Linked DNA regions of Homo sapiens: region 2 is linked to region 1. Evidence: chromatin loops called from intact Hi-C (ENCODE). Cell type or tissue: gastrocnemius medialis. All regions are shown on one strand. Each heading gives the region's core, and the rest is flanking DNA. Links, peaks and the distances in the headings are about the cores only.

Evidence for each region. Peaks named below come from ENCODE experiments on the same cell type or tissue, not always from the same donor. Only the 100,000 strongest peaks of a DNase experiment are listed, where the experiment ranks them.
Region 2: a loop joins it to region 1, with 2.2 times the contacts of the local background. A loop is called at or near these places in 5 of 110 quality-filtered maps.

What each region holds. Positions count from the first base shown.
Region 1 is chr19:1,099,675-1,104,148 of GRCh38, forward strand. It overlaps GPX4 (glutathione peroxidase 4), which reads left to right and starts at 4,320. Exons shown (of 7, transcript NM_002085.5): 1 at 4,320-4,453. The coding sequence starts at 4,370. RefSeq lists enhancers at 1-44, 1,870-2,404, 2,894-3,263, 3,294-3,343, 3,364-3,443 and silencers at 620-757, 4,046-4,125, 4,136-4,474. In gastrocnemius medialis, for the core only: a CTCF peak has its summit at 2,297; DNase peaks (open chromatin) are centred at 1,797, 2,257, 2,957, 4,207 and 2 weaker places; H3K4me3 peaks cover 1,407 bases; H3K27ac peaks cover 4,000 bases.
Region 2 is chr19:1,153,864-1,169,371 of GRCh38, forward strand. It overlaps SBNO2 (strawberry notch homolog 2), which reads right to left. Exons shown (of 32, transcript NM_014963.3): 2 at 321-539. The coding sequence starts at 413. It overlaps LOC102723798 (a long non-coding RNA gene), which reads left to right and starts at 9,588. Exons shown (of 4, transcript XR_007067079.1): 1 at 9,588-9,668; 2 at 10,088-10,183; 3 at 11,159-11,347; 4 at 12,878-14,877. LOC102725180 (collagen alpha-1(VII) chain) reads left to right here and starts at 14,970. Exons shown (of 3, transcript XR_005647046.2): 1 at 14,970-15,508. In gastrocnemius medialis, for the core only: a CTCF peak has its summit at 7,082 (motif pointing right); a DNase peak (open chromatin) is centred at 7,958; H3K27ac peaks cover 1,547 bases.

The sequences.
Region 1 (4,474 bases), core at 475-4,474:
CCAAGAGAAATGAAAACATACGCCCACACAAACACTTGTACGGCTTTACAAACTCAAAAAGAGAAAACAGCCCATAGCCGGGCATGGTGGCGCATGCCTGTAATCTCAGCTATTCAGGAGGCTGAGAAAGGAGAATTGCTTGAACCTGGGAGGCGGAGGTTGCAGTGACCTGAGATTGCGCCACTGCACTCCAGCCTGGGTAACAGAGTGAGACTCTGTCTCAAAAAAAAAAACCCCAGATGTCCATCCACAGATGAATAAATAAACACAATGTGATCCCTCCACACACTGGAATATTTCTGAGCCATGAAAAGGAATGATGAGGCTCTGACACAGGCCACAATGTGGATGTAGCCTGAGGACCTCATGCTCAGTGAGAGAAGCCAGGCACAAAAGAACACGCAGTGTGTGATCCCATTTCCATGAAATGTCCAGGACAGGCCAATCCACAGAGACAGGAGGGGATGTGTGTGTGCCAGGTCCTAGGGGAGGAGATGGAGAGTGAAGGCTGATGGGGTCTGGGCTTCCTTTGGGGACAATGAAAATACTCTGTGCTGGGTGCGGTGGCTCACGCCTGTAATCCCAGCACTTTGGGAGGCCTAGGCAGGCGGATCACCTGAGGTCGGGAGTTTGAGACCAGCCTGACCAACATGGAGAAACCCTGTCTCTACTAAAAATACAAAACTAACTGGGTGTGGTGGCGCACGCCTGTAATCCCAGCTACTTGGGAGGCTGAGGCAGGAGAATCGCTTGAACCTGGGAGGTGGCAGTGCAGTGAGCTGAGATCGTGCCACTGCACTCCAGCCTGGGCAACAAGAGCGAAATTCTGTCTCAAGAGAAAAAAAAAATTCTGGAACTAGATAGATAGAGGTGATGGTCTCATAACATTGTACACGTCCTAAAAACACTGAATTGTACACTTTGAAGTGTTAAAATGTTGAATTTCATATGTATTTTGTTTGAATTTCAAAAACTTTTTTTTTTTTTGAGACAGAGTCTTGCTGTATCCCCCCAGGCTGGAGTGCAGTGACACGAACTCGGCTCACTGCAACCTCCACCTCCAGGGTTCAAGCAATTCTCCTGCCTCAGCCTCCTGAGTAGCTGGGATTACAGGAGCACGGCACCACTCCCAGCTAATTTTTGTATTTTTAGTGGAGATGGGGTTTCCCCATGTTGGTCAGGCTGGTCTTGAACTCCTGACCTCGTGATCCACCCGCCTTGGCCTCCCAAAGTGCTGGGATTACAGGCGTGAGCCATTATGCCTGGCCCTAATTTTTGTACTTTTAGTAGAGACAGTTTCCCTATGTTGGCCAGGCTGGCCTCAAACTCCTAACCTCAGGTGATCCGCCTGCTTCGGCCTCCCAAAGTGCTGGGATTACAGATGTGAGCCACCGCACCCAGCCAAAAAGTTTTTTTTGAGACGGAGAGTCTCGCTCTCTTGCCCAGGCTGGAGTGCGGTGGTGCGATCTCGGCTCACTGCAAGCTCCGCCTACCGGGTTCACACCATTCTCCTGCCTCAGCCTCCCGAGTAGTAGCTGGGACTACAGGAGCCCTCGACCACACCTGGCTAATTTTTTGTAATTTTAGTAGAGACGGGGTTTCACCGTGTTAGCCAGGATGGTCTCGATCTCCTGACCTCGTGATCTGCCCGTCTCAGCCTCCCAAAGTGCTGGGATTACAGGTGTGAGCCACCATGCCTGGCCAAAAAGATCTTAAAAAAGAAATGAAGCCACAGGACAGCCCCTCCCCAGTCCTTCCTGGAGCCAGGGGCTGCTCTAGAAAGATATGTGGCAACACAGCTTCCTGCAGGGACACTCAAGAACTTCCGCCCTCACAGGGCTGGAGCCTTGAGAGGTCCCCGAGACTCCATTTCCCCGTTCGTGAAATGGGGACACTCTGGGAAAAGCTGTGAAGCCCCCAGCACAAATCTCTCCCAGAGCCTGGGGCCCCGTTCTCAGATCCGAGGTCGCGACCCCGTGTTTTCCCCACTTCTGACTTTATCACAATTGGCAGGAAGTCAGGAATGGGATCAAGTCTCTCCGCGGAGCTGTGGGTGCTGAGCTGTTTTTCTGGCAACCCTGAAATAAACTCCCATTTCAGTGCACATGTTTGCAACAAACTTAAGGAAAACAACACCGGCAAAATTGCGAACAGCTGAGCCTTCGCAAGGGCAAGAACAGAGTCACCAGTGTGGCCCTGTCACCCGGCACTGCCAGGGCGGGAGGAAATGGGGGGGTTTCCTGAGAAGTCAGACAATGGGAGTTGACTCCAAGAACTCAGCCTCTAGGGGCTGGGCGGGAGCAAAGCCATGTGAACAGACTTATGCAAGACCAGGATTCGGCCAGCCCTGCTCAGGGATCCTTGCTTCACTGCCTCTGCCACCAAACCATCCATGACGCCTCTGTGCTGCATCTGGCAGGCCTGAGTCGGGGGCAGTGGCGGGGGCAGGCTCATAGCACCCCCCAAGTCAACCCGGCCCTGAGTCTGTCTCTGAAGAAATACTCAGTGCAGGGTCAGAAAAGGTTAAGACCTTGAGGACAACATACAAATCCCAAGCACCTAGGCGGGGTAGAGTGGCTCACACCTGTAATCCCAGCACTTTGGGAGGCCGAGGCAGGCGGATCACCTGAGGTCGGGAGTTCGAGACCAGCCTGACCAACATGGTGAAAGCCCGTATCTACTAAAAACACAAAAATTAGCTGGGCGTGGTAGCACATGCCTGTAATCCCAGCTACTCAGGAGACTGAGGCAGGAGAATCACTTGAACCCGGAAAGCGGAGGTTGCAGTGAGCTGCGATGGAGCCACTGCACTCCAGCCTGGGTGACAGACCAAGACTCCTCAAAAAAAAAAAAAAAAATCCAAACCCCTGCCTGTACAGGGGTCAAAGTCCAATCACGGTGACTCAGTTCCCAAGTATGAGATGAGTGTTTCTGTTGCCACATGTCCAAGCCACGAAGTGAAAAACAGAGTTGGAAGCCAAGATGTGGGGCAGTATGGGCTCGGGTGTGCCCATACCTTGTAATGTTAGAAGTGTAAGAAAACCCTCCAGACTTGTGTTTATTTTCTGAGCACATACCGCGCGTCCCTGCGTGGGCAGCTGCCCCTGGGGGTGGGAGCCCAGGAAACTCCAGGTTCTCAGTTAAGTGGTAACTGTCTTGATGACTCTCAGGTCTCAGTGCCCACATTATACAAGCGGCTCAGCAACCAGACCCAGGATGGGGAGTCACTGACCCCCTGCGCCCATGGCAGGGGTGAGGGTAGGGACACCCCCATAAGATGGAGCTGTGATGAGAAGCAAACCCAACTCAGTTTGGTTTCATTTACATTAAAAAGGCAAATCCCTTGGCCGGATGCGGTGGCTCACACCTGTAATCCCAGCACTCTGGGAGGCCTAGGCGGGCAGATCACCTGAGGTCAGGAGTTCGAGATCAGCCTGGCCAACATGGTGAAACCCCGTCTCTACTAAAAATACAAAAAAATTAGCTGGGTGTGGTGGCTCGCTCGTGTAATCCCAGCTACTCAGGAGGCTGAGTCAGGAGAATCGCTTGAACCCGGGGGCTGGGTGGAGGTTGCAGTGAGCTGAGATAGCGCCACTGCACTCCAGCCTGGGCAAAAGAGCAAAAAAACTGTGTCTCGGAAAAAAAAAAAAAAAAAAGGCAAATCCCGGCCGAGCCTTTGGCTCACGCATGTGATCCCAGCACTTTTGGGAAGCTGAGGCTGGAGGATCACTTGAGGTCAGAAGTTTGAGACCAGCCTAGGCAACATAGCGAGACCCCCATGTCTACAAAACAATAATTAGCCAGGAATGGTGGATGAGCCTGTTGTCCCAGCTACTCGGGAAGCAGAGACGGGAGGTTCGCTTGAGCCTGGGAGGTCGAGGCTGCAGTGTGCCCTGATCGTGCCACTGCACGTTAGCCTGGGCAACACAGCAAGACCCCGTGTCTTAAAAAAAAAAAGGTAAATAAGAGTTGGGGACACTTTTCTGCGAGTTGGAGAAACCAAACCCCCTCGACGAGTCTTAAGTAGTATTCTCAGGTTGTCTGGCCTGCGGCCGCGCTGCTGTCAACCAGCCGGATAACTGCGCTGCCTCCCGACGCGCCGCCAGCCAGGCCACGGCCTCCTAGACACAAGCGAGCATGCGCAGTCGCCAACAACAAGTCCGCACGTCCGGTCCCGCCCCCCCTTCCCCGCCTTCTTCCCACTCCGGCCTCCCATTGGCTGACGTCGGCGCGAGCGCTCAACACCGACGCGTCTGACCAATGAGCGCTCTGGAGGGCGTGGCCGTGGGAAAGGAGGCGCGGAAAGCCGACGCGCGTCCATTGGTCGGCTGGACGAGGGGAGGAGCCGCTGGCTCCCAGCCCCGCCGCGATGAGCCTCGGCCGCCTTTGCCGCCTACTGAAGCCGGCGCTGCTCTGTGGGGCTCTGGCCGCGCCTGGCCTGGCCGGGACCATGGTGAGCTAGCGCCGCGGCCGT
Region 2 (15,508 bases), core at 4,752-8,751, 58 kb after region 1:
GACAGGTTCCTACAAGTAAAGTTGAGCCCCCCCTACAGCTGACGGCGAAGGAACTGGAAGCTCTGCAGCAGGGAGAATCTCCTCAAATGTGCTTCTTGAAAAGCTGGGGCCATGAGTAGCCTCCCATTCACATCCCCATGGGGACCCTTCTCCAGGGCCCACGGGGGCGGGTGGAGCCGGGCTCCGGGCCAGGAAGGTCAGGTGGAGATCACGCCGCGTCCACTGGGGCAGCATTCCGCACGACGTGACCCCGGGCACTCGGAGCGGGGCAAGTGCCCGTGGACCCCGTCGGGTGGGCCGGGGCCGGGGGTGGGGCTCACCTGCAGGGGCGGCGGGCTGTACAGGAGGCTGCCCGCCGGCGGGGGTTCATGCTGCGGGTAATCCCTGTCCATGGCGGGCCCCACTGCAAGCATCGGGCGGCAGGCGGGGTGGGGTCCTCGGCCGGGCAGCAGGCGGCGGGACTCCAGGACCCGGGGCCGCCGGGGCGTCTATCTGGGCTTCTCGCTCCGTGGTGGCGGCGGTGGCGGCAGCATCATGATCTGCAGAGGGAGACGGGGACGTCCTGAGAGTCCAACGGTGGTGGAGAGTGGTGCTCCCCGGCCGCCTCTCCCTCGGGCATGACCGGTCCCAGCCTGGGCTGCAGCTCCTGCTACCTCCTGGGCCGGAACCAAAAGGCGCTCCTTCCCCTCCCCACTCACCCCCACCCGCCATCAGCAGTGCCACCCAACTCCTTTGTGCTGCCCACAGCGCCTTTCCTGGCCTCCCCGGCCCCAACTACAACGATTAAGGTGGGCCCGACAGGGCTGCCCAGGTCACAGGGCAGCCGTAGGACCAGGCACCCAGACTGTGAGCAGTGGAGCTGCAGGCTGACTCCCCCACATCTGGCTTTGTCAGCAGCCGGTGTGAGACTGTGGAGGGAGAGTCCAACCCGGGCCCGGCACCCAGGGGAGCCCAGGGGACACTGGACCCAGCCCTGTCCCTCAGAGGCAGCAGGGGCTCCACAGTGAGGTCTCCCAAGGAGGGGGGTCAGGGGCCACGCAGAGCTGGAAGAGCACCCAGACCTCGTTTCAGGCTAATCACACACCAGCATCCCCACTGAGAACGTTCCTGGGCTACAGAGCCGAGCCCCACACCATCAGACGCCAGGGACAGCTCCCACGTGCCCCGCGGCCTCTGGCACACGGCCAGACGCCCGCCAGGCTGAGCCCCCACCAGGCCCTACCTGGCGAGTGCAGGGACCCAGGCTGGCCCGTGGTGGCAGGGAAAGCTTTCCAGGCGTCCGCCCAGCATGCTCACTGCCGAGGGCGGCAGGAAGGGGAGGCGGCGGCCACTCCCGGCCAAGCCCTGGAGTGAAGAAATCTCCGGGACTTCCAGTAATTGCCGTCCAGCCACACGCAGGCACTTGTGCAATCCCGTGGGGGAGAGGCACGTCTCTGCCCGGCGCTCCAGAGACAGTGGCCGGGCAACAGGGGCTGGGGGTCGGGACTCCTGTCCCAGAGACCAGATGGAGGTGGTCAGGCACAGTGGGGGTCACCCTGCCAGGCCGTCCCAACTGTCCGCGGCCTCTGCCTGCTCCCTGCAGTCAGGACGCTACAACCCACTGCCACCAGAGCTGGGACCCTTGGCAGCCCTTCCAGCTGCCCACGGGGACCTGCGACACCCTTGCCAGAACGGCCCTTTAGGGGAAGGGACAGGCCCGCTGGGATCTGGGGTCTTGGCCAATCCTTGTCAAAGATTCTGGGTCAGGCAGGATCAAAGCCTGGCTCCACCTTCTGAGTTGAATAACCTCAGACACCCAAGCTCCTCCAAGCCTCGGTATGTTCCTCTGGGAGACAGGTTCTCTGGGTAGAGCCTGGGACCCCCCGACCCCGGCCCCGTGTGCTGGTGGCCACAAACAGCTCTGCTGGGCCCAAGGCAGCTGCTGATACCGGGGTCCCCATCCAGGGGCCCACCAGTGCTAGGGGGTGGCCCACCCCCTGCCTTGGGGCTCAGCAGCCCCTCCCCTGCAGGGACTCCCCTCAGCTCCTGTCAGCACCCCTTCCTGCTGCAGGTTCCATCTCACGGCAGCCACAGCCCCAGAGCTACGCTGACCTTTTCCACACTCAGGGCGCTCCTCAGCTCTGAGGCCACACAGTCCTGAGCTGATGGGCAGCAGGGCCCAGGCCCCACGGTGGACGGAGCTTGGGGAGGGGGCACCTTGGGCAGCTCTGGGGCGACCCCATGACCGTCCTCGGGGTACACCATAGCTGAGGGACCCCTCCAGCAGCAGGGGCCCTGAGCTCGCCTGTGTCCGAGTCCCCTAGGCCAGCACGGTGCTCCTGGCAGCTCCTCCCTCCCTACGGTCTCTGAGCCCCCCACGTCTGTGGACGCCCCTTCCAGGCGGCAACCCCAGGAGGCTCAGGGGACCGGGTTCTTCAAGGGGAGGGCTTCACACATGGCATGTGACCTGGAGTCCATGCCTTGGGGACCTGGCAGGGTGTGGAGACCTGGACCGGGAGGGGATGGGGGCAGGAGAACAATGCGGACACCAGGCACAACCAACCAAGAGTCAGGGCCCAAAACCAGGAGGCGGAGGCGGAGGCGGATCCTCACACACGGCTGCTTGGCAGTCTGGGATTCCTCAAGAGGCTAACGCTGGAGTCACCACACCACCGAGCAATTCCACACCACACAGAAACGTGGCCATGCACGTCCACAGCAGCACCACTCACAACAGCCACCCGAGGAAGCAGCCCAGTGTCCACGGATAGGCGAGTGGACCAGCATGTGGCGTGGCCCATCCACGTGCCAGAACACGACACAGCCATGAACAGCAGCGAGGCCGACCTAGGCCACAGCGCAGACGCACCTTGAGGACGTCACGCTCTGTGAGAGACGCCAGGCACAGATGTGTGTGATCCCACTACTATGCACTGTCCAGGACGGGCCCATCCAGAGACAGAAGGGGATGCGTGGGTGCCGGGCTGGGGCGACCCTGCACCCGGGGCCCATTTCCAAGTCCCCCCACAACCCAACACTTCAGGCTGTGCCCACTCCTGAGAACGCCCACCCTCTGCAATCCCCCAGGACCCGCCACTCCTGAGAACGCCCACCCTCTGCAATCCCTCAGGACCCACAGCCCTGCCTTTCCGCCCACTGCCAGCCCCCCATCGCCTCCCACCCTGTCCTCGGCCATATCTCACAACCCCTGCTGCCCCGATCCCCAGGCCCTCCCGCAGCCCCCAGCCCCTAGCCCTGCCTGCAGACTCGGTCCTGTCCGAGGGCCCACGCCCCCAAGGGCTGGCTCCCACCCCATGGTCCTGAGCCCTCCGGACCCTTCCCCCATTGACTCCGCCGCCGTTTCTTGCAGCAGCTGTGACCACGCCATGTCTCTGGGGCATCCAGCTGCCCCAATCCCCAGGATAAACCCTAGTGGGACACTGGGTGGGGTCTTGGGGCCTGAGAACACCCCAACGCAGCCTCTGCCACGCAGCCCCGGAGACGCTCTCCCCACGCGGCCCCGGAGACCCTCTGCCACGCAGCCCCGGAGACGCTCTCCCCACGCGGCCCCGGAGACCCTCTCCCCACGCGGCCCCGGTGACACGGCCCACCCCGAGCCTCAGAGCCACGGGCCAGCCAAACGTCCAGCGGGCAGCAGAGCGTGTCCCCTGCCTGGTTTTATTTTTGGGCGCGAGTCCCATGACTGGAGGGATGCGTGGTGTGGGGGTTGGGGGGGCGGGGGTCACACGGTTCCCACCTTGGGAGGGGGCCCGCGCTTTATCAGCACGCTGACACCCAGAGGGGATGTGGCTTCCTTCTGAAATCAGGTCTTCAAGGGAGTCGTTGTAAAAGAGAACGATGAAGGTGCTGGTGGCCCAGACAGGACAACCACTGGGAAGGCAGAACCTCAGACAGGACCAAGATCCGGGAGAATCCGAGGAACCGGGTAACTGTGTCCGCCTCCCAGCTCTCTCCTGAGTCCGGGTAACTGCGTCCGCCTCCCAGCTCTCTCTCTTGAGTCCGGGTAACTGCATCTGCCTCCCAGCTCTCTCTCCTGAGTCCGGATAACTGTCCGCCTCCCAGCTCTCTCCTGAGTCCGGATAACTGTCCGCCTCCCAGCTCTCTCCTGAGTCCGGATAACTGTCCGCCTCCCAGCTCTCTCCTGAGTCTGGGTAACTGCATCTGCCTCCCGTCTCTCTCTCCTGAGTCCGGGTAACTGCGGCCGCCTCCCGCCTCTTTCTTCTGAGCCTGCTGAAGTCCCCGTCTTCCTGGCTGGACGCCCCAGGGTCTCACCCCACGCTGTGCAGCAACAGCTCAGCCTCCTGATGTTCAGAACTGGCCACTGTGCGGACCCTCCCCCTGGGGGTCCCTGAGCACCTGTCGTGTGGAGCCCCTTCGCGCGCTCCGCCCTCAGACCCGAGCCGTCTGCAGATGGGGAGCTGTGTCCTCGGAGCCCGGTTCTCCTGCCGTCCTCTCGCCGAGCAGGGTTGTGACCCCCGCACTTTCGGATGTGGACACGGAGGCCCCTAGGTGGAGCCTTGACGTGACCCCCAGAGCCAGACTCAGCAGCTCAGGCCACGCTGTGCCCACGTTCGCGACGGCAAAGCGGAGACCCTGAGAAGACACTGGCCGCAGAGCCATAACCGAGACCACGGGAGGACCCAGGGCGCACGGCACACCCCAGAGCGCTCCGCCCAGGCCCGGGTTCTGGTCTCCTGGCACACCCGGCAGCATCTCAAGGCCTGCGCCAGCAAAGGCGGACATGGAGGTCTGAGGAGGAGGCGGCGAGGCCCGGGCGAGCGGGCGCGACCGTGGTGATGGAGCCCGGCAGAGGCCACCGCACAGTCCCTGGAGGCCGCATTACCTCAGCCGAGGTTCTCCGGGCAGGCACAAGGCGCTCCCTGCGTCCCAGGACCTGAAGATGGCAAGGAGCAGGCCCCCGGGTGTCCCGGGAACCCCGCACAGAGCCACGGCCATAAGACAGAGCGGACTTGCGGCCTCCGGTGACCTCACAGCCGTGATGGCCTCCTGCAGCTGTGACCGCCGCCCCACAGCCGCGACCCCACCTGCAGCCGTGACCCCACCTGCAGCCGCGACCCCACCTGCAGCCGTGACCCCACTTGCAGCTGCAACCGCCGCCCCACGGCCGTGACCCCACCTGCACCCGCGACCCCACCTGCAGCCATGACCCCACCTGCAGCCATGACCCCACCTGCGGCTGCAACCGCCGCCCCACAGCCGTGACCCCACCTGCAGCTATGACCACCGCACACTGGCCTCCAGATGGGCTCAAGACAGGGCAATCACCCTCTACCTGGCGGGCGCACAACTCGCATCCTAGGACCGGGTGCAGGGGGCGGGGGCTGGCGATTTCACAAGGCTCAGCTAATATGGGGCAGAGAGCCCTGCAAGCTCAGGCACCTGGGCAGGCCCCAACTCGGCCGCCAGGACCGTCTGGTGGGGAGGACACTGCAGGCCGTCTCAGGTCCTGACCCCTGCAGACAGAGCGCTTCGTCCCTCAACATGGAGCCCGGGGCAAGGGAGGCCTGAAGGGCTGGAGCCAAGGGAGGGTCAGCCCAGTGAGAGACCTTGGGGGGACGGGGGTAGCAAGAGGGGGTAGCAAGGGACAGTTGGGGACAGCAGGGGACAGTGGGGGGACAGGGGGCAGCAGGGGACAGTTGGGGACAGCAGGGGACAGTGGGGGGACAGCAGGGGACAGTGGGACAGCGGGGGAAGAGCAGGGGACAGTGGAGGGACAGCAGGGGACAGTGGGGGGCAGTGGGGGGACAGCGGGGGATGGTGGGGGGACAGCAGGGGGACAGTAGGGAAACAGTGGGGGATAGTGGGGGGGCAGCGGCGGATGGGACAGCGGGGGGACAGCAAGGGACGGGGTGACAACAGGGAGACAGCGGGGAGATGGGGACAGCGGGGGGCAGTGGGGGACAGTGGGGGAACAGCGGGGGGACAGTGGGGGGACAGGAGGGGACACATTCAAGACATCCGTGAGGTTCCCCTACTCCTGGGCCAAGGTGCCTGCCTGAGAGGACTTCGCCCCCCACAGAGCTGGGCAGTGGCAGAGGAGGGGGCCAGGGAAGGGAGGTGGGTGAGGGAGACCCCAGAGTGTCCGGCGCTGCCCCTGCCCACGCCAGTGCTGCTCTCTGCAGCCATCAGCCTCCGGGTGCCCCCGCCTGCCCCGCCACGCGGCCACATTCCCGCACCACCCTCTCACACGTTCCACCCCAGGGGCAGCACCCGCCCTCTGGCTGTGGGTGCTGGTGGGCAGCTTGCGCCTGGCACCTGTTTGTGATGGGGGAAGCTGCCCCGGCAGCGAGGCTGAGGGAGCGGGAAGGGCTGGGCCTGGCAGAGGAAGAGCAGCCGCTCACCCACATCCCTGCAGCCCGGCTGGGGCCCAGCAAGCCGCTCACGGTCCCCAGGCCCTCATGGGCAGCCCCCCACCCACTGGGTACATCCAACTTCATGCACCAAGAGCCCATGAAGAAACCACTCCCACACCCCTGCCCAGGCCTCGGGGGGTCTGCGGGGCGGCCTCACAGGAGGCCCAGTATTACAATGGCGGCCGCCTGGCTGCAGTGAGTGCCTGGTGGACACCCCCGAAGGGCAGTGGGGAGACCCGGGGGAGGACGCACAGAGGGTGGCTACAGAACAGAGGCAGCTGGCTGGAGCCACCGGGGGTCTCGTCCCTGCAGCCTTCGCCTCCTGGGTTCCAGTGATTTTTGTGGACCCACTGGGGGTCTCGGCTCACTGCAGCCTTCGCCTCCTGGGTTCCAGTGATTTTTGTGCCTCAGCTTCTGGAGTAACTGGGATGACAGGCACCCGCCACCACGGCCCGGATAATTTGCGTATTTTAGTAGAGAAGGGGTTTCACCATGTTGCCCAGGCTGGTCTCGAACTGCCGATTTCAGGTGATCCGCCCGCCTCGGCCTCCCAAAGTGCTGGAATTACAGGCGTGAGCCACCAGGCCCGGCCCGAATGGAAATCATTTTCATAGTAACATGAATCTCTGTAACTCACTAGACTGTGGCCAGGGAAACCTGTGGGCAGCTCTGCCAGGACCACAAGGGGGCATTTGCTCTGGACGGCCCCTCCCAGGGTGGGCAGGGCCCGAGGACGGAAAGAAAGGGTGGAGGGTCCTGAGGTGCTTCCCAGAAAGCTCAGGCTGCTCCTCCAGCCAGGCACAGCCAGACCGGGAGCACCGGGAGGTGGGGGTGGGGGTGCCTGAGCACTGGAGGCTGGAGGTGGGGGTGGGGGTGCCTGAGCACTGGAGATGGAGGTAGGGGTGCCTGAGTACTGGGGGTGGGGGTGGGGGTGCCTGAGTACTGGGTACTGGGGGTAGGGGTGCCTGAGCACTGGGGGTGGGGGTGGGGGTGCCTGAGTACTGGGTACTGGGGGTAGGGGTGCCTGAGCACTGGGGGTGGGGGTGCCTGAGCACTGGAGATGGAGGTAGGGGTGCCTGAGTACTGGGGGTGGGGGTGCCTGAGTACTGGGTACTGGGGGCGCCTGAGTACTGAGTACTGGGGGTGGGGGTGCCTGAGTACTGGGTACTGGGGGTGCCTGAGTACTGGGTACTGGGGGTAGGGGTGCCTGAGTACTGGGGGTGGAGGTGGGGGTGCCTGAGCACTGGGGGTACCTGAGCACTGGGGGTGGAGATGGGGGTGGGGGTGCCTGAGCACTGGGGGGGTGGAAGTGGGGGTGGGAGTGCCTGAGCACTGGGAGCTGGGGGTGGGGGTGCCTTCCTGTCTCAACACAGCTTTACCTCTTGGGCCCGATGAAGCGGGTCTCAGGATGCCCAGGACCCACATTTTAGGAACGGCCACGTCATACTACGCTTTCTACCTCTCCTCTTGAAATTTTCTAAAAGTTCTCAAGTCTGCTGCCAAGGTTATCAGAACTGCGTAGGGAGCTGTGTGGGTCACCTGTGAGGCCCGGAGCCTCCCTGACGCAGGTGGTGGGTGTCATGGCTCTGCTGTCTTGTGAAAGAGTCGTCAGTCAGGCGGCAGGGCCAGGAGGGTGAAAGCCGATCCACTCCCTTCCCTGGGGAGCCGCGGGGGGGGGGGGGGGGGGGTTGGGCCAGGCCTGCGGGGAGGAGCCGACATACAGCTTCCCCAGCAGCCGGCCAGACAGACGGACGTCCTGGCCCAAGGTGAGCGGGCACGGCCACAGATGGCGCCTGGGGCCTTTGCAGGCGCCCTCCTGGCCCCGAGGCTGTGGGGCTCCTTTGTGGGGGACACAGGGCTCAGGGACCACTCCACACCCTAGACGGGAGCAGGGATGGGGTCTTTTAAAGTTAAGGTTTTATTCTTTTTTAAAATAATACAGCCGGGAACAGTGGCTCACACCTGTAATCCCAGCACTTTGGGAGGCCAAGGCGGGTGGATCACGAGGTCAGGAGATCGAGACCAGCCTGGCTAACACGGTGAAACCCCGTCTCTACTAAAAAATACAAAAAATTATCCAGGCGTGGTGGCGGGTGCCTGTAGTCCCAGCTACTCGGGAGGCCGAGGCAGGAGAATGGCGTGAACCCGGGAGGCGGCGCTTGCAGTGAGCCGAGATCGGGCCACTGCACTCCAGCCTGGGTGAAAGAGCGAGACTCCGTCTCAAAAAAAAAAAAAGAAACGCTGTTGGGGGCAGGAGCCTGGATCTCAACCCCTGCAAGGTGGAAATCTGGCTTCCTCTCACCCATACGAGCCTGCCAGAGGCAGGAGGCTGACGCCCCGGAGGGACCAGCTGACATCGGCCTTGAGGGACCAGACTTCTCCAGGCCGGCAACCTTCTCCCAGCTTTGTGAGGTGGAGCCCAACCTCCAGACCAAGAGAGGCCTTCCTGACCTTCAACCCCATCTCCAGAGCTCCCCAGAGCTGGTCTAGCCCCTCATCTGACACACAGAGAAACGGAGACCAGGAACCTGACGCTGGTTTCCCTAGCCCATGTGAGGACCCTGTAGACCAGCTACATGCACACCCAGTCCAGCCGCCGGACAGCGTTCAGTGGGAAGAGAGCAGACCATCGTCCACCCACATTCCAGACTCCAACTGGCAGAGGGGAGGGGACGTTGGGGCTGCAGGGCCACCAATGTGGACGGGACAGAGCCCCAGGGACAGCCTGTGCTGGGGACGTATGGGGGCAGGATCAGACCCCACAGTGCCTGCGGGCCACAAGGCCAAGACAGGATCTGGTAAGTGACGATTTGGAGGCTGGTCCTGAGGTGCAAGAGGGAGTGCCAGGGACAGAGAGGGCACCGGGGTGACTACAGTCCCTCCAGACTCACATCTACCCGCACCTGTGGGTGGGGCCTTATTTGCATACAGGGTCTTTGCACACGTGGTTGGTTACAATGAGGATGCTGGAGGGGGTGGTCTGTGTCCCTGTTAACAACTCATGTCCTTAAGAGAAAAGAGGAACGTGGACACCCACACATCGGGAGACGGCCGCATGGAGACGGAGCAGAGGCTGGAGTGACGCGGCCGCAGACCAAGGGCGCCTGGAGCCCCGGAAGCTGGGAGGGGCAGGAAGGGTCCTCCCCTGGAGCTACTCCTTGACCTCAGCTTCCTGTGGCCTCCAGGACAGGGACAGGCTGCTCTAAGCCACCCAGTTTGCAGCACTGCTGCGGCCGCCACGAGAAGCTCGTCCAGGGAGGAGGCTGCTCCAGCCCTGAGCCCCACGCGACTCCCGTGAGCACGAGGACTCGGGTGCCCTGGGGTGAGGCGGCACGAGGCTGTCTGTGGATTTCCACAGCATCCCAGGAGGCGTCTGGACCGCAGTGGCTCCAGGCTGCCAACCACGGGCAGAGGCCACCGCTCCCGAGCTTGGACCCTGCCACGCGCAGGCACAGGCCAGGCGGCGCCGGGGAAGCCTGGGGGCCCCAGACCGGCCCAGCACCGCCTGACATTTCTCAAGCATGCTGGGGGACGGCCCCTCAATTTAGGATGAGGACGAGGTGGGCCCGGCAGGAGGGCAGGAGCCGGGGTCCAGGGCGAGCAAGTTCTCCCCGCCCCACGAGGAACGGCAGTGGCCCCGGTTGCCTGGAGGTGGAAGGGGCACTGCAGCCTCACCGCCCCATACCCCAGGAGCCCACGTGCTTCTCTCACAGGGAAAGGTGTACTGGCCAGACTCAGCGCCCTGAGGACGGGGTCGGAACCCAGCGCCCAGGAAGCTCCCCTCCCCCCGACCAAGGACCTCCCTCCAGGTGGGTCCTCTGGAAACTCAGGCCCGCGGCCATCACGGCCCCTCTCCTGGGAGGGCTCAAGGGTGTTGGCCGTGGGGGCTTCACACTGCACCCCGATTTCGAGGGAAGCCCCTGCCCATGGCTTCCGGGGCCTTCCGGAGGGGCCAAGGGGCTGGTGCCATGGGAGGGAAAGTTCCCAAGCTCGGAGATGGCCAGGAGCAGGAACAGCTTGAGCGGGTGGCCGAACTGACAGCTTCTCTTGCCAAACCTCCTGTCCTGCTCCAGCACAAAGCCTCCCCCGTGCACAGGAACAGGTGCTAGGACACTGTGGGGACGTCCCAGATGCCAGGGGCAGTGGAGACAGGAGGAGGAGGAGGAGGAGGAGGAGGAGGAACAGGAGGAGGAGGAGGAGGAGGAGGAGGAGAAACAGGTGCTAGGACACTGTGGGGACGTCCCAGATGCCAGGGGCAGTGGAGACAGGAGGAGGAGGAGGAGGAACAGGAGGAGGAGGAGGAGGAGGAGGAGGAACAGGTGCTAGGACACTGTGGGGTGTCCCAGATGCCAGGGGCAGTGGAGACAGGAGGAGGAGGAGGAGGAACAGGAGGAGGAGGAGGAGGAGGAACAGGAGGAGGAGGAGGAGGAACAGGAGGAGGAGGAGGAGGAGGAGGAAGAACAGGAGGAGGAGGAGGAGGAACAGGAAGAGGAGGAGGAGGAGGAACAGGTGCTAGGACACTGTGGGGACATCCCAGATGCCAGGGGCAGTGGAGACAGGAGGAGGAGGAGGAGGAGCAGGAGGAGGGAGGAGGAACAGGAGGAGGAGGAGGAACAGGAGGAGGAGGAGGAACAGGAGGAGGAGGAGGAACAGGAGGAGGAGGAGGAGGAGGCACAGGAGGAGGAGGAGGAGGCACAGGAGGAGGAGGAGGAGGAACAGGAGGAGGAGGAGGAACAGGAGGAGGAGGAGGAGGAGGCAGCGGCGGCACTGTGGGTCTTCCACAGGGTGTGCCCGGAGGAGGTCAAGACTCCACTGCCCTGAAGCAAACAAGGCGTCCAGCCCGAGCCAGGGTCACACGCCCAACAGGTAGGATCCAGCAACCCCTGCGCAGCAGCCCCCGCCATGCGAGGGAGGACCCGGAGTTGAGCGTGGCCCTGCCTGACATCTGACCCCGCCGTCAGGAGCTCCACCAGGTCAGGGCTGCTCAGCTGACCCCACAGCCCCACCAGGCATGGTCAGCACGGTGCCGAATGCAGGCCTGGAAAGGGAATAAAGGAGGCCCTGGGGAGGGGCCTTGGTGCTTCATCCCAAGCCAACCCCGAAAGTGGAAGCCACAGGGCCAGGGGGACGTCGTGGCTGAGATGCGAGCAGGGTGCCGGGCACCCCCAAGGCAGCACTGCTGTCCCTGAGAACAGAAGGAAGTCCAGGCCCAGAGTCAGAGCCAAGTGGAGTAGTGGTGGTTGCTGGCACTCAGTCCCGTACCCTTGGACAGAGCAAGAGTCCCAAGCCAGGAATGTGAGGCCGATGCCTTTTAGGAAGAAACCACATCTGGGGAACCAGACCCCAGATCCCAGAACCCAGACCTCAGATCCCAGATCCCAGATCTCAGACCCCAGATCCCAGACTTCAGATCCCTAGATCCCAGACCCCAGACCCCAGTACCCAGACCCCAGATCTCAGACCCCAGACCCCAGATCTCAGACCCCAGATCTCAGACTCCAGACCCCAGATCTCAGACCCCAGACCCCAGATCTCAGACCCCAGATCCCAGACCCCAGACCCCAGATCCCAGACCCCAGATCTCAGACCCCCAGACCCCAGATCCCAGATCTCAGACCCCAGATCCCAGACCCCAGACCCCAGATCCCAGACCCCAGATCTCAGACCCCCAGACCCCAGATCCCAGATCTCAGACCCCAAACCCCAGATCCTAGATCTCAGACCCCAGATCCCAGATCCCAGACCGCAAGATCCCAGACCCCAGATCCTAGATCCCAGACCTCAGACCCCAGACCCCAGACCCCAGATCCCAGATCCCAGACCCCAGACCCCCAGATCTCAGATCCCAGACCCTAGATCCCAAACCCCAGATCTCAGACCCCAGATCCCAGACTTCAGATCCCCAGACCCCAGATCCCAGACTTCAGATCCCCAGACCCCAGATCCCAGACTTCAGATCCCCGGATCCCCAGATCCCAGACCCGAGATTCCAGACCCCAGATCCCAGACCCCAGCCCAGAGGGAGGCCCGGTGAGGGAGTGGAAAGGAGATTCCACGACACAAATGCTTATGCGGAAACAGCCTCCAGGCCGGGCTGCGGGGCTCCAAAGCAGGGTCCCCATGCTCCGAGCGGGCCTCACTGCTACCTGGCGGTTAAAGGCCTGTCCGCCTGGACAGGGTGGTGCGGCTTTCTGTGGCAGCCAAGCAGCTTCCACGCGGCTTCTGCTGCTGTGAGGAGCCCGCTCGGGTCTTGTGTTTATTTTCAGTCTTTTGGGGCCAGTGCGGTGGCCCGTGGCTGTAATCCCAGTGCTGGGAGGACTGCGTGAGCCCAGGAGGTGGAGACCAGCCTGGGCAACAGAGCGAGACCGCAACTGCACGCGCACACACACACACACACACACACACACACACACGCTAAAAGCCACACACGCTAAAAACCTTTTAACATGCTGAGCTTGAGCCTGTGGTCCCCTCTAACCTACACGTCTTTTTCTCCTGAGCAGACGTTAAGCTAAATCCCCACTCACTCCAGACTTCCGGTCCTTTGAAATGGAGGTGCCCTTGTGTGTCTTCAATCCATGTGGAGGGTAGTCTGGCCCATCCCACACCTGCTACTGTCACTGCCTCACATCAGCGGCCTCAGGCCACAAGGTCTCCCCACCTGGCTCCTTGGGGAGTGCCAAGCGTTGCCAGCAGCCGGGCTATGCTGATCCCAGACAAGTGGCTCGACCGGTCACCACTGTCCTTGAGCTTAAGTCCAGCCTTGGTGACAAAAATGTCACAAGGACCTGCATCCGAGCCCTGAGGGCATCAGGTCCTGGAGGAGGAGGAAGAGTCCCTTCTGGCTTCGGGCTGGGCTTGAGGACGGCAGCTCCAAGACCGCTTAGAGCGAGACTTCAGCGCTGACTGCTGGAGCTACGCACCCTGTCCTGACAATGGCCGCACAGTTAGGCGCTGCTCCACGCCTGGAGGAGGGAACTGAGGGCCCGAAATCACAGAAGCAGGAACTCCAGGTTCGCCAGTGCGGCCTGATCCACCTTCCCTCAAACGTAGCTGCTGACAACGACACCCACGCGCCCTCTCTGGGCCCAGCAGGTCAGAGGTCCAGGTGGGCTGGCTGCTCCACGGCCACGGCTCCAAGGCCAAGGTCAAGGCACTGCTGTCCTGGGCCCTGGTCTGGGTTCTCCGGGAGAGTCCGCGCCTGAGCTCGGCCGGGGGCGGGATTCTGCTCCCTGTGGCCACTGGGCTGAGGCCCCACTTCCCTGCTTTCGGGGAGCCACGTCCCCCATCACGCCATCCCTCCCTCCTAAAAGCCAGCAGGGCAAGGTCCCTCTTAGGCTTCTGACCTGACCTCCCCTCCTCCAGCTGGAGAAGGGTCCCACGCATGAGGACATTTGTGACGATGCCGGGACCCGAGGAATCCAGGACGACCCCTCTGCAGAGCCCCTGTGCCCCGGGAGGCACCACACCCACGGCTCCAGGGGGTGGGGGGGACGGTGGCTTCTCTGGGGCTGACCCAGACCTGCAGTACACAGCGCCAGGCCATGAGGTCTCAGCCTGCGGTCAGGCCGCGTGCACGGAAACCCAGGCTCCTGAACGGCCAGCCAGGAGCAAAGCCGGCCACTGAGTACGGGAGCAGGCTCCGGGGACACGCTCCCACTCCTTTTAGGGGCCCAGAGGCTGTGGATGAGGAGCTCGAGTATCCCCCTCTCAGTGTAACCTCCCCACCCCTCCCACATCCTCCAAGTGGGGCAGGAGCCGCCTCACCAGAGCTGGGGGAGGGGGCCACACAGGTGCACCCCTGGGGAGGGGCAGCGGAGACTTGTGGGCAGGAATGTGGCCAGGGTTTCTAGATCATCTGGTTTTTCAAGAGAAGCCACAAGTCTGCGTTTGAGGGTGGCAGCCCCTGGTGTTCCAAAGTCGGCAAGCAATTCAAGCATCCACACCCCCACCCCGGGGCAGCGTTGGGTGCCCAGACCTCAGGGCCACCCCGAGAGCTCCTGCATCCACCTGGGGGCTCGCAGCTCCCCCAAGCTCCTGGCGGGTAGCAGTCATTCCAGGATCTGATAAAAGCCCCCGAAAATGCCCCGGTCAGCCCAGCCACACCCGGGCAACACCGACAGCCATTCTCCACCAGGGCCCCAGCGCCCAGCTGAGTGAGACCCACCCGGTAGCTTCCGGGGCTGGGCCCCTGCCCCACCAGTGAAAACATTCTGGTCACAGTGATGCCGCCCTGAGAAGCTCCTCACCGTCCCCCGTGGCCTTGGAACCCCCCTCACACCCATGGGTTCCAGGCACCCTGGCGGCTGTCTGTCCCCACGAAGCCTGGCCCTCTCACAGCGTAGGGAGGCTGCGGTCACCAGCGTGGGTCCCGCGACCCATTCCACCCGGCCCCTGGGCACCGGAAGCCAGGCGGCGAGCGCAGCAGACCCCAGAGGCAGCTTTCCTCAGTTTACCTGACATGCAAAGGAAGACGCCTCCTCACTCCAGGCTGGACGGGCAGCCGACGGCGGTCCGGGGCCATGGCGGGCAGGGACTTTCTCCGTGACCCTCCCTGGCTGCCCCTCCCCAGCAAGTGAGTCAGTTCCAGAAACGTTTACTGCCCGCCAGGCCCGAAGGCTCACCGGCTCCCCCTCCCCACGCCCCAGCACCCAGGGCCTTGGCCCCAGGAGCCCACAGCGGCAGAGACTCCCAGGAAACGCGAGTGAGCCGCCTTCCGGAACCTGGCGCACATCACTTTCAAAACGCAGCGGGGCCTGGAACCAAGGCCAAGGCCGCCTCTTTCGGTTTCACTTGGACGCTTGTTCTTGCTGGGGATGGAGGTCAATCACAAGGCTCCGGGAAGCACGGGCACGAGTCACAAAGCAGGTCACTGAGACAGCGGCACCAGGCCCGCCAGTCCGATCTGCTGACCCCAGCCAGGGCCCAGCACTCCCATGCCCTGCACTGCACGAGGCTGCCCGGGACAGTGCCTGCAGGGGAGATGACTCGGCAATGACTCTCTGGGCCCCTCCTCCCACCCCATCACTCATGGGGTTGTCCAGGGCAAGAGGCCCAGGGGAATCCGCAGGAGAGCCAGGGCACAGGGCACGAGTGCGGCCCCAGGCTGAGGCCTCCGTGGGACTGAGCTTCAG